Regions from separate parts of the Homo sapiens genome. Here all the other regions are linked to region 1. The links are chromatin contacts, found by Hi-C or POLR2A ChIA-PET in ENCODE. All regions are on one chromosome and are shown on one strand. The core of a region is the stretch at or near the end of the contact, and the rest is flanking DNA. Distances in the headings are between cores, read along the strand shown. Region 1 holds the start of LINC03040 (long intergenic non-protein coding RNA 3040). Region 2 holds the start of HSP90AB1 (heat shock protein 90 alpha family class B member 1). Region 3 holds the start of SLC29A1 (solute carrier family 29 member 1 (Augustine blood group)).

Region 1 (4,045 bases), core at 485-2,984:
GAGGCCCTTGGTGGCACTGCCACGGCCCCGCGGGGGAGGGCGTGGGCGCGGGCGGCGGGGGAGAAGGCGGCCATTGTGCACCGAGGGATTAGGGCTCTGGCCTGGAAGGAATTTTAAACTGCCGCGAGCCGGAGCCCCAGGACTCTCCTCCTGCCCCACCCCTGCCCTCCGGAGCACGCTGAGGTGTTTACCTGCTTTCCTATGTCTGGGGTGGAGGGGGTGTCCTCTCTCCTCCCTCAAACTGGAGGCACCTAGGGTTACCAGATCTGGCAAATAAAAACACAAGACTTCCAGTTAAACTGGATACTTTAAATAGTGTAAGTCTGTCCCAAATATTGTATGGGACAGACTTATGCTAAAATATTATTCGTTGTTTATCTGATATTCAATTTAATTGGACGTCTTGTATTTTTTTTCCTGGCAGCCCTTGAGGCATTGAAATCTCTAATCCATGTCTGGAAACAGATTGATGGTTCCCGAAAGTCCAGTGGGTATGCCTCATTTGAGAGATCCCTAAGGGCAGGGTCGTGTCTCTCCCCTTACACTGGGAGTTTCCTGAAGCCCAGATACTGAGTTTCACCCTAAAGAAGGCAGCTCTGAGAGCACTATATGTGTCCCCCGTCAGACTGGGAGCTTCCTGAGGACAGGGGCTAAATTTCACCCATGAGAGTAACGCTTCAAGGTCAGTGTCTGTGACCTGTGACACTGGGGTTTCCTGAGGCATGGTCTGTCCGCTTCCTAGAGGGCAAGTCTCTCTCCTCCCTCACGTCTCACTCTCCCACCCCCACCCCACCCCAGGCTGCTGGAGGCTCCTCCTCCATTAGTGTTGCTTCCTGCCCATAGGGGGTGCTAGGGGCCCAGCGGACTGGCCTACGGATGGATGGGACCTGTTTATTGGGACTCGGGGCTTCAGTCCTTCGGGGTTGATGCACTTGAGAATAATGAGGGTGGGGTCCCCAACCTGTGAGGCTTGCTGAGGCAGTTGAGGGCCAGGTCTACTGGGGCCAGAGGCGGTGGCCAGCATGTGGGAGAAGCTCTGGGTGCTGGGTACCCACTGTTTCTTCCAGGAAGGGACAGTGTGGCCCTTGGTACAGAACATCCTGCCCACCTCCTCTCATAACCATTGAAGCCAAGCCCCAGTCCTCCACCAGCCTCTCCAGACCCCACTGCCTAACCTTTGCTTGTGCTGTTCTTTCTGCCAGAAACACTCTGTCTTCCTGCTTTGAGGACAGCTGAAGTCTTGCCACTTCTTCTGGATGCTCTGACCATCAGTAAGGTGGGCTGCTTGTGCCTGGGGGTCTTCTGGTGAAAAGAGCCCTCCATCTACTCCCTCCTTCCTCAACAACTTTGGCCACAGGGGCCAAAGAGGGGGCCAAGGTGGGGGAGGGGAGAGACAGGAACATTGGGGGAGCATAGGCAGAAGGGGAGTAAGAATAGGAACCTCCTTCCCCCCAACCCATCCCCCTGAAGCCCCTTCACAAGTCCCTTCATCCCCTCAGGGCCTCTGAACTCTTTCTCCTTGAAGCTGAGGGAAGCCCTGGAGAAGCGCTTTCCCACGGTCACAGCCTCAACAAACCCCTGCCCCCTTCTCCTTTGACTGCAGCCACCTCAGTCTCACCCTCCGCAGAATGCAGGCCCACTCCGTTGCTGAAGGGCCTCCTCCTTGGGCCAGGGCGCCTGCTTCTGCCAGTGGCATCATCACCCCACTCCTCAGCCGCCAGTCATCAGGTTGGCAATTAGCTACTTCCTCTCAGCTGCATGAGGCCACCAAACGTCACAGCCCCTCCCCTGGCCTGCCGCGGCGGGAGTGCTGGGGGCTGCCCCTACCCTTTGTAGTCAGTGCCAAGTCCTGGCTCAGTCCCCCTTCCCTACAACCTACTGAGTGCTAGGGTAATGAGCCTCCCATCTAGGGAGCTGAAAGCCTCGCTGCCTTCTCCCCGCTTCAAACCTCCTCCCCCATGTCACCCTATCCCATTGGGTGAGGACACTCCCGCTGCCTGGGTGGGGTGATGCCTGCTCAAGGGCACTAGCAGCCTGGGTGGGGCTTAAGACTCAGGTGTCTCTGTCCCCAGTCACAGGCGGTTTTCACCAGCCCCTTACCTGGGGCCCAGGAGTCTGAACTGAAGATGGTGGCAGTTATTTGGGAAGGGGAGAGAAATGGGGACTCATTCTACAGACCCCCAAACATGCAGGGGGCAGGCCCTTCATGAACACCCACATGGGCTCATTTGCCTGTGTCTAGGCACACACACGGTTACAATCTAGGCAATGTATGCTCCACTGCACTGTACCCACATGTGCCCCAGGTGGGCAAGTAAGCCCACTTGCCCAGATACCTCTCATGCCCACACATCCCTCCTCCAGGTGTGTGCATGCAAACTCACTGACATACAGTACTCAAAAAGGCAGTGAGCTTGCTGCCACACCAAAAACAAAACCGGGACCCTACAGAGGAATCTAGAAGCATGGGAGGGAAGGAGAGACCACCCCAACACTCGCTACCCCACAGACCAGGGAATCTTCCTGGGGAAGGATGGGAGGAAGTCTGCACTTCAGGGATATGTGTGGGGTACGCAGGTGGGCCGTGGTGGAAGCAGTTGTGTTGGAGTCTGGGTTGGGGGTGGAGGATGTGGATTTCCAGAGAGAATTGAAAAATTCCAACACATATAAACAAAGGCATGTGATCTTAGGCAGATCACTTAACTTCTTGGGGGCCCCAGTGACTGCATCTGTAAAATGGGAATAATGAGAACACCATTTAAACTTGGTTGTCAAATTTATTTTATTTTTATTTATTTATTTATTTTTAGAGACACGGTCTGACTTTGTTACCCCGGCTGGAGTGCAGTGGTGCAATCATGGCTCACTGCAGCCTTAACCTCCTGGGCTCAAGTGATCCTCTCGCCAAGGCTAGGATAAGTAGCTAGGACTACAGATGCGCCCCATCACGCCCAGCTAATTTTACAACTTCTGTAGAGATGGAGTGTTGCTGGGTTGCCCAGGCTGGTCTTGAATTCCTGGGCTCAAGCGATCCTCCTGTGTCCGGAATTGGTGGGTTCTTGGTCTCACTGACTTCAAGAATGAAGCCGCGGACCCTCGCGGTGAGTGTTACAGTTCTTAAAGACAGCGTGTCCAGAGTTTGTTCCTTCTGATGTTCAGATGTGTTCAGAGTTTCTTCCTTCTGGTGGGTTCGTGGTCTCGCTGGCTTAGGGGTGAAGCTGCAGACCTTCGCGGTGAGTGTTACAGTTCTTAGGGCGGCGCGTCTGGAGTTGTCTGTTCCTCCCGGTGGGCTCGTAGTCTCGCTGGCTTCAGGAGTGAAGCTGCAGACCTTCGCGGTGAGTGTTACAGCTCATAAAGGCAGCGTGGACCTACAGAGTGAGCAGTAGCAAGATTTATTGCAAAGAGCAAAAGAACAAAGCTTCCACAGCGTGGAAAGGGATCCCAGCGGGTTGCCACTGCGGGCTGGGGCAGCCTGCTTTTATTCTCTTATCTGGCCCCACCCACATCCTGCTGATTGGTAGAGCCCAGTGGTCTGTTTTGACAGGGTGCTGATTGGTGCGTTTACAATCCGAGCTAGACACAAAGGTTCACCATGTCCCCACTAGATTAGCTAGATACAGAGTGTTGACACAAAGGTTCTCCAAGTCCCCACCAGAGTAGCTAGATACAGTGTCGATTGGTGCATTCACAGTGCTGATTGGTGTGTTTACAAACCTTGAGCTAGATACAGAGTGCCAATTGGTGTATTTACAATCCCTGAGCTAGACATAAAGGTTCTCCACGTCCCCACCAGACTCAGGAGCCCAGCTGGCTACACCCAGTGGATCCTGCACCAGGGCTGCAGGTGGAGCTGCCTGCCAGTCCGGCGCTGTGCGCCCGCACTCCTCAGCCCTTGGGTGGTGGATGGGACTGGGCGCCATGGAGCAGGGGGTGGCGCTCGTCGGGGAGGCTCTGGCCGCACAGGAGCCCACGGAGCCAGGAGGAGTCTCAGGCATGGCAGGCTGCAGGTCCCGAGCCCTGCCCCGCGGGAAGGCAGCTAAGGCCC
Region 2 (4,045 bases), core at 756-3,255, 250 kb before region 1:
GCATTACAGGTGTGAGCCAACACGCTCAGCCACTTTTGCTTTCTTAAAGCCCGTATCTTCAAAGAAAATCTTGGTTTACCTCTCTCAGCCTCAAATCTGATTGCCCCCTATCTTGAGGCTTTAGAACCAGTTAGTTCCATGAGCCCACTTATTCTGGACATAGTCCCTTCCAAGTTCAAGATGGCCAGAGTAAAACCCATCTTTTTGGAATAGCTGCAAGTTTACCCCCTTCAATAGTAGTCCCCAACAAAGGCCAAACCACTCCTTTCCCCTCCTTCTAGAGTATCAAAAAAAAAAACCATGCCAAATGTGGAAACCAGAGCACCTACATCAGAAGCATTAGAGATCAACTCCCGAAGGAAAATCTCCTTGTTGGAATAGAAGGTATTGATGATGAGGGACATGAGTTGGGCAATTTCTGCCTGAAAGGCAAAAGTCTCCACCTCCTCCTCTCCATGGTGCACTTCCTCAGGCATCTAAAATAAAAATCTCATTAATTACAAAAGAACACTAAGGCCCCATGTTTAAAAATCCTAAAGGTCATATCATTTGTTAGGACCTTAGACAGTGAGTTCAGACTGGTTTAACCGGAGTACTATCCCTTCCCAAGACTAAAAATGCATTCTCTTAAAGATCTCAGACTACACACTAAGTGGGAGGCCTGAAAATTCAGAAGGAAAAAGAAAATAAGCTAAATATTCTTCAACCAAATGTCACAGAACCCACCTACTTAAAGAATGGTGACCAGCAGCCTCAGCATCATCTGGTAGTATGGCAGAAAAATCATAATGTTGGTCCAACCCAGGTATCTAGAGATCCCAAGTAATCCTTACACAAATTTAAATGTGAAAATCACTACCTACAGTTCTTTATTTGGGGGAGATCAAAGTGACTAGTTTAAGATAAAAATGGCACTAACTTTAAACTGCTCCCCCTGAGGTGTCAGTTCCTAAGACCAGTCCAAGGGCGGGACACTCCTGCCCCATAGGGCAGGGAGGAATAACCTGGGATCCATACGATACCCACCGGAGGAGCAATTAAATCCGGACAAAGAATTCTTAAGCCAAAAGCTCCACCACGACCCTTTCACAGCACAAAATTACAGAACAGGACCAAACCCAAGAAAGATGGTGGCCGTAGCCACCAGGCCGACACTCGTCACTGCCGGACATGCGTCGGCCAGGACCACGCGAGGAGGGGGCGCCGCAGTGCACCCTCCCTCGCCCCAGCATCCGGGCACTGGGGCGGGGCGCCAGAATCCAGAAGCTTCCAGAACAATCTCAGCTCTCGAGGAAGGGCGGAGGAAGGAGCCCATGAATCTTCCAGAACCTGCTCCCCTCCCCGCCCCTCCTCCACCGGGACTGCAAGAAAGATCTGGAAGGAGGGAGTATCGGGTGCTGGAGACCGAAAGCTCTCTTCCCACACCGTCAACCCTCCCTCACAGAAACAAAGCACCCAAGAAGGCTTTAACAACGCGTCCGATAAGAGAGGTGACAAAGCCAGTCCCACAAGGCCGTGCTGAGTCACCCGAGCGGGCACCCCCGCCACCCTGCGGTCCCCCTCCGACGCCCCGTAGCCGCGTCCGGAAGTGGAGGGGCAAAAATGGCAGCGTCCCGGGCCGCGCGGCCACCACGTGCAGCTGCCAGCCGCCCACTGCCCCAACCCCACAGCCCACCTCGCTACGGCCAGCAGGCGCCGAGAGAAAGCCCCACCCCCCAAACACACTAGAGAAAACCGAGGAGGACTCAAAAAACCTCACCCACCACTACCCTCACCCTATAAAAATCCAGAGCGTTATCCACAAGCCACCCCGACATCTAGACTAAGGCTCCCTAAAGGACAGAAAAAAACAAAAACAACACGAATACAGCACTAAAGGGAAAGAAGCCTAGCGGAGATCTCAGCCTTACCTTGAAAAGAAAAGGATTATACGTAATAGTGAGCAACGTAGGCTTGCTTTCCGATACCCAGACAGTCCCAACACTGCGCCGGAGTGACTCGAGAGAGCTACTGCGTGCCCCAAGTCGCCCTATATAAGGCGAAGCACAGTACAGCCGCCCTCCTGTAGATCCCTCCGCCTTAAAGGAGTATGATTGTCAACCCCGCACCTGCCGCCACCAGCCCACCTTGACGTCATGGTCCGAAAAAAAGAGGGGGCGGGGAAGAACCCAAGCAACGGATCCGCCCACACATTTGCTTGTGATCACAGCCCCATAGTTTCACGTCTAGGACATGACTCCATCAAGAGCGGGGATGAGGAGTGCTCATTTGGCATAAACGGTGTCTCTACGGGCGAGGAACCCACTGACCTCCCTAAACACTTGTGGGGCAGGCGTCCCCACACCCAAGGGCGGGACTGGGGGGGACACCGAAAAAGAGCGGAGGCAGCTAACCACGCGGACCACCGCTCCCAGACCCAATCTTCTTCCTAGCATCTGCCCTACACATCTCGCGTCCCGACAGAGGGACTGGCATTCGGGACCCAACCTTGGGTAGCCCCAGATCCCGACTCTCGCAGGAGTAGAGGAAGGGCGGAGGGTTCGCGCTGAGGGGCAGCTCAGCGTAGGGGGAGGGCGCCGGCCGGGGCTGGCGGGGACTCTTTGCCGACATGCGGCGGAAGGCGCGGCGGCGGCACTGCGGCATTTCCAGCAGTTTCCAGGCCTGTCTCGGCGGTCCCGCCCCCTCCCCGCGAGGCTCCGCCTCTCCGGCTGCGGCCGGGGCAGGGTTTTTGCAGCGACCCCACCCGGCGACCCGCTCTGACCTGTCCGAGAGACGCGGGTACCAGCCCAATCCTCAGGGATGGGATGGAGGGTTGGGGAGGGATCGGCTGACCCCTCCTTCCCCGCGTCAATCACACAACACCCAGGCACCTGGGGCGGCTCTGCGGGCGTACACTTTTGCAGACTGAGAGTGGAGTACCTGCGGGGGGGACCCCCCTCTAGCCCCTGCGGCCGCCACGTACACGGAGCACGGGGACATGCGCCCTCCCTACGCAGGCACGTCAAGCCCTTTCTCAAGCTGGTTCGCTTTTTTTCCGCCCACTTCGCTCCTGCAGCCATTTGGACCTGGGAAGGAGGGAGTCTCTGGGAACCAGTGCAGGGCAGCCGGAGCTCTTGGAGGCCGCGTGACGATGCCGGCCACAGAGCGGCTGGCCAAGTTGTTCCCCTTCAGCCTTGGCACCAGAGCCCCTAGGCCATGCCCCTGGCCAGTGAGCTGCCGTGTCTGGCCTGGCTCAGCCGTTTTGCCTGCCCTCCAGTTGGCAAGCTGTCCTTGCCTTTCCAAGGCCTCATCCGAAAGCCTGCTGGACCCACAACCCCTCCAGGAGAGAATAGCCACTCCCTGCTCTGTGCCCTGTAGATGTCCATCTGCTCCCCTTCCTGGCCCACCCCTGGGATGCTTGGGAAGAGTTTCCCCACAGCCACCCACATCGTCCTCCCTCACCAGCCCTGTTGTTACCCAGTCTACGATTCGTTAACAAGTTTTGTTCATGTGTTGAATACCAAAGAACAAAGGGTGTCCCTTGCTTTCCTCTTCTTTGTCCCTGTCCACTTCGCCATGCCTGCCATCACCATCCCGATTGGATATCCTTTCTCCCTTTCATTATGGTCTGCAAAAAGCCTATGGCTGGGAGAAGTCTATAAGAAGGGGCGTTGGGTGCTCTATTCCTGACCAAAACCGCAAACCAGTGGGAGCGTGATCCCTTAACGTGTCCTCTCCTTCTAAGCAGAGCTCATTAAAAATCTGCTCCCCAGTTCACAGAGAGCATTCACAAACTCTCACTCTCCTGTGAGCGGATGAAAGTCAGTGTGCACATTCTGTCAACAGGGAAGTGGCTTCAGTGACTCCCAAGGCCCGTCTACTCAGAGTCCTTGCTGCACTAGCTCCCTTTCTGCTCCAGAAATGGAGCAGGGATGTGATCTCACCCCTAGGACCTAAATCCAAAGCAGGAATCACTCCTGTGGATGGGCTTCCCCTGAGCTGGATCCTTTCTGTGTCAAGACTCGACGGCTTCCTGAAGACTTTCTAAATGGGAAAATCTCAAATG
Region 3 (4,045 bases), core at 1-2,500, 220 kb before region 1:
GATACCAGCTCAGAGCATCTGGTGTCCCTCCAACTATGCCTTGGCCTGCTGAGGTGGGCCCCTGAAAGTAGCCACCAAATTGAGTACCTCCCTGCCTCCAGACTCCCAACACCTCTCCTGCAATTCTCCACTCCCAGGATTTCATATGGGGCTAGCCACTACCTGCAGATCTCTTGTCTTTTCTTCACAACCACCCATAAGCTAGTACTAGCACTGAATAGATGGGGCCAGCTGAGGTTCAGAGGGGTTGAGTCACTTGCCTGAAGTCACAGAGCTGGTGAGTGGAGGAGCTAGAATCCATATTAAATGTTCAAGCTCCTTTTGGAATGGAGAGAGGTATAAAAGCTGCTTCTCAGTTAGCCCTGTAGACTGGGAGGTGGGGGGAACTCTGATTCAACTAAAGGGAAAAATGAGGTGGAGACCAAGATCATTCCCAGCCTGACTTGAGTGTCAGGCAGCTCAGCCCCGCCCCATCACACACATCCTGGCATGGGGAGCTTACACAAGCAGGAGGAAAGTTGGAGGGTCTGGAGGCCACCGAGAGGAGTAGGCAAAGGGACTACCACAGGGCTGCAGAGAGACCCCTAGAGGTGTGAGGGCAGGGTTGGAGCCAGCCTTGACCTACGACTGCTCTCTCCTGGTAAGCAAAGCCGAGGACTGTTTGTCTTCACCCTCTCATATACCCTCACAGTAAATCAGTAAATGAAGACGTGCGCAGGAAGGAGACGCCAGGGATACGAGTTTAGCCAGTAAAAGACCGGGGTTAAAGAGACAGCCCCGCACCTCCGCTCGCGAGCCTGCACCTCCGCTCGCGAGCCTCCATCCCCATCCCCATCCCCATACCCCTCCGCCAGCGCAGTCAGCGGCACGGCCCCTCCCTGATACCGACCAGATCGATGGGGATCACCCGTCCACTCGCCTGCCCCTTGCGGAGGTCAACGTGACCGCAGCCTGTTTTAGGCCCGGGAGCCAGGCCGCCCCGCCCAGCTTGGGTCCCGGTCCCCGCAGGGTCCTCAGGCTCCCTGGCCCGTGCGCGCCACGTGCTGCGCGGCTCCGCACGCTCCGCACTGGGGCCCCACCCGGCGTCCCTTCTCCGGGCTGCGGAGCCGTCAGGCCCGCCCTCCCTGCCCTCCGTGGCAGGCGGGCAGCGGCGTCTTCCGCCCCGGCAGTCCCCAGTCCCCAGTCCCCGGCCCCGGGCAGCACCTGCCGCAGAAGCACTGCTCCCGCGCTGAGATCCGCGCGCTCTCGCTGCAGCTTCCCTCTCCCGCCGGGGCACATTCAAACCCGCCCTCCGCTGAGCTCGCCCCGCCCTGCGCCCACTGCCACCTCCCCGACGCCCGCGGCCCCGCCCCCGGCCCACCCCTGCCACCCCGCGGCGACTCCGCGCGCTCCGCCGCTCCCACCCCGAGCCCCTGCGCCCCCAGGGCCGCCTGGTCGTGTTATTGCGGTAGATAGGACCTCTTTGGGCCCTGCCACACCAAGGCTGTCTGTCCATCGTGTGGGGTACATGGGGCTGGAGGGTACAGCCACACATTAAGGACCTGCGCAGACTCCCATAAAATTCATCTCGGGACTGTTCCATTTACACACCCGCTGCTCAGACCGGCCCCGACGCTCCACGGCCCACTCCACCTCAGATATTCCGTTATCCCTTCCCAAGCCCTGCCCACGCCGCGCTTCCTCCACACTGCACCTTTTTCCTCCCAGCGCCCTCCCTTTCAGCGCCCCCTTCTTTCTTTCAGTCCCCCTCCTCTTCTTTTCCTTCAAAACTGCTTCTGTCCCCACCGCGCATTTTCTGTGACCAGCATGATGGGTTTTCCCATCCCTGACACATCCAGTCCCAGCCACAGACGCGCAAACACCACCCCACTCACAACTTTGACTTGGAGGGGGTATGTGCCTCTGCCTGTGCTTGCGTGTGCGCGCGGAGGGGGGTGGGGCAAAGCCCTCCAGCTCCCTCATAATTCACCCTTTCTAAATCCAGCACTTTGGAAAACTGAGGCACAGGTGGGAATGGGAAGAGAAAAAGCTAGGAACAGCCTTATATCCTCAGTGAATCCTATTGTCCCAGCCATCCTGACAGGCGGAAGCCTTGCTGAGTATGTCTTTCACTAGCTAAGGAGGAAGGTGTGGGCGTGCTGAGGGGTGGTCCAGCAAGTCCCTCCAAGGGAGGGGGAGGGAGGCCCTCTCTTTGGTCGGGCAATAAATGGGGTGGGGTGGGGGGCACTCCCTGCCCTTCCAGCAGTACTCAGTGCTAGAGGATGATCCTAAGGCTGGAAAGGTCCTGAGGAGAAAATCCAACCCACGCTGCCCACCCCATGCCCACTGACCCGAAGGGCTTGTCCCCTAGAGAAGCCACAGACACTGATTAACAACTGGCAGTACCTCACATCATAGGGATAAGGTAGTCCTACCCTGTCCCCAGAGAAACAGACAGGGCCCTAAGGAGAGAGGTGGCTTTTCTAATTAGGGTCAGTGGCTCTCCCCAAGCTACTCCAGAATGGGTGTCCCCAGCCTTCTGTTTCCATGCCCCACAGAGATGACACACATATTCCTTCCCAACCCTCCCCCACCCCACCCCCATCCCCCACATCCCCGCCAGCCCTAACCAGAGGGCAGGAAGATGGGTTTAGGTGGTATTTTTCCAGGCACAGCCCCATGACTTGAGAGTGGCTTCATGTCTGTCCACAACCCCCTAATTCCTGCCCTCATGTTTGTCCAGTCTCTCTCTCTTCCTCTCCTAGCCCTCCTCTGCCCTCTGCCTTGGCCCCCTTCCTCGCTCCCCACCCTCCTTTCCTGGTCTCTGGGTCTGTGGGGGTGGCAGGGCTAGTGGTCAGAAGATCTGCCAGGCATGGCAAGGCTGGTGGCCAGTGGCTGCAGTTGTGTACAGAGGGGGCTGGAGGTGGAAGAAAACTGGAGGGAAGTGGTGAGGGTCTCAGGCCAGACTGGGAAAGGCTGGTTCCTCTCCCCACCCAAACTGGGGCCCTGCCAGCTCGGTGGATGGCAACAGCCAGGGCTGTTATTGTTGGAGAGAAGTCCGTCTGGCATCCATCCTGCTGGGCCCCTAGCCAACACCCACACCCCTCTGTAGCCACCTCCCAAGCAGAGGTTGCTGGGTGCCAGGGCCCCCTGCTGGACAGCCTGGGAGCCCCAACTTACACAGGCCTTGCCTGGAGTTTTTCTAGCCAGGCCTTGCCAGCTCTCTTCAGTCTCTGCCTGGTCTTCTGGCTTCTCTCCCTCCCTGAGCTCCCTCAGGTCCCTGTCGAAGGGGTGGGGTGGGAAGGGTTGGTCCTGCTGCACCTCTACTCTACACCTTATTCACCACCCTATATGGGACCGTGGCTTGGCCCAGACTCCCTCCCCAACTTGGCAGGCCCCATGCATGCCTCACCACCTCACACACAGTCCTCTCTCTCCCCAGGCATGTGTCCTCTCAGCTGTCACCAACAAGTCATGTGTGTTTGCTGGAAGTGTGTTTGCTTGGCCTGGGGGTTGGTAACCAGCACATGTCTCATGACTGTCTGTGTTCTCAGTTGTGTTTGTGACTGTATCTCCATGGCCTTGTGACAGGGCTGGGACTAGGGAGAGGCCAGTGAGGCACTTGCCAGGGGTGTAAAATGTAAGGGGGAGCCAAAAAACTCATGAATCAAGATAAATTTTAGGCCAGGAGTGGTGGCTCATGCCTGAAATCTCAGCACTTTTGGAGGCCGAGGTGGGAGGATCACTTGAGCCCAGGAATTCAAGACTAGCCTGGGCAACACAGTGAGACCCCATCTCTACAAAAAAAATTAAAATAAATTAGCCAGGCATGGTGGCTCGAGCCTGTGGTTCCAGGTACTCCAGAGGCTGAGGCCGGAGGTTCACTAGAGCCCGGGAGGACAAGGCTTCAGTGAGCCATCATCCTGCCATTGCACTCCAGCCTGGGCAACAGAGCAAGACCTTGTCTGAAAACACAAACAAACAAACAAAGATACATTTTAATGTAATCAAAATAAGTTTGTTTTTTTTTTTCTTTTCTTTAAGATGGAGTCTCACTCTGTCACCC

Evidence for each region. Hi-C counts contacts between places; a loop is a spot of excess contacts on that map. ChIA-PET counts read pairs that join two places held with the same protein, here RNA polymerase II (POLR2A). Pooled maps may share reads with other maps.
Region 2: a loop to region 1 is called in a pooled map, with 4 times the contacts of the local background. The contact joins the promoter of HSP90AB1 here to the promoter of LINC03040 in region 1. A Hi-C loop is called at or near these places in 1 of 37 single-sample maps with no recorded cell type and 3 of 50 pooled maps. POLR2A ChIA-PET finds 5 or more read pairs at or near these places in 2 of 52 experiments (K562 and PC-9).
Region 3: a pooled map shows a loop between it and region 1 (4-fold over the local background). The contact joins the promoter of SLC29A1 here to the promoter of LINC03040 in region 1. A Hi-C loop is called at or near these places in 1 of 168 maps with a recorded cell type or tissue (gastrocnemius medialis), 1 of 37 single-sample maps with no recorded cell type and 6 of 50 pooled maps. POLR2A ChIA-PET finds 5 or more read pairs at or near these places in 2 of 52 experiments (GM12878 and PC-9).

What each region holds. Positions count from the first base shown.
Region 1 is chr6:43,998,274-44,002,318 of GRCh38, reverse strand. It overlaps LINC03040 (long intergenic non-protein coding RNA 3040), which reads right to left and starts at 1,734. Exons shown (of 3, transcript NR_160956.1): 1 at 1,619-1,734; 2 at 192-266. SCIRT (stem cell inhibitory RNA transcript) reads left to right here. Exons shown (of 5, transcript NR_125864.1): 2 at 1,203-1,276; 3 at 1,604-1,728; 4 at 2,811-3,101. It overlaps LOC124901321 (a long non-coding RNA gene), which reads right to left. Exons shown (of 2, transcript XR_007059591.1): 2 at 2,765-3,368. RefSeq lists an enhancer at 1,478-1,627.
Region 2 is chr6:44,245,061-44,249,105 of GRCh38, reverse strand. HSP90AB1 (heat shock protein 90 alpha family class B member 1) reads right to left here and starts at 2,005. Exons shown (of 12, transcript NM_007355.4): 1 at 1,911-2,005; 2 at 330-476. The coding sequence starts at 476. RefSeq lists enhancers at 906-955, 1,440-2,194, 2,949-3,703 and a silencer at 2,506-2,745.
Region 3 is chr6:44,220,800-44,224,844 of GRCh38, reverse strand. It overlaps SLC29A1 (solute carrier family 29 member 1 (Augustine blood group)), which reads right to left and starts at 1,250. Exons shown (of 13, transcript NM_001372327.1): 1 at 1,204-1,250. RefSeq lists enhancers at 171-320, 563-1,421 and a silencer at 1,011-1,410.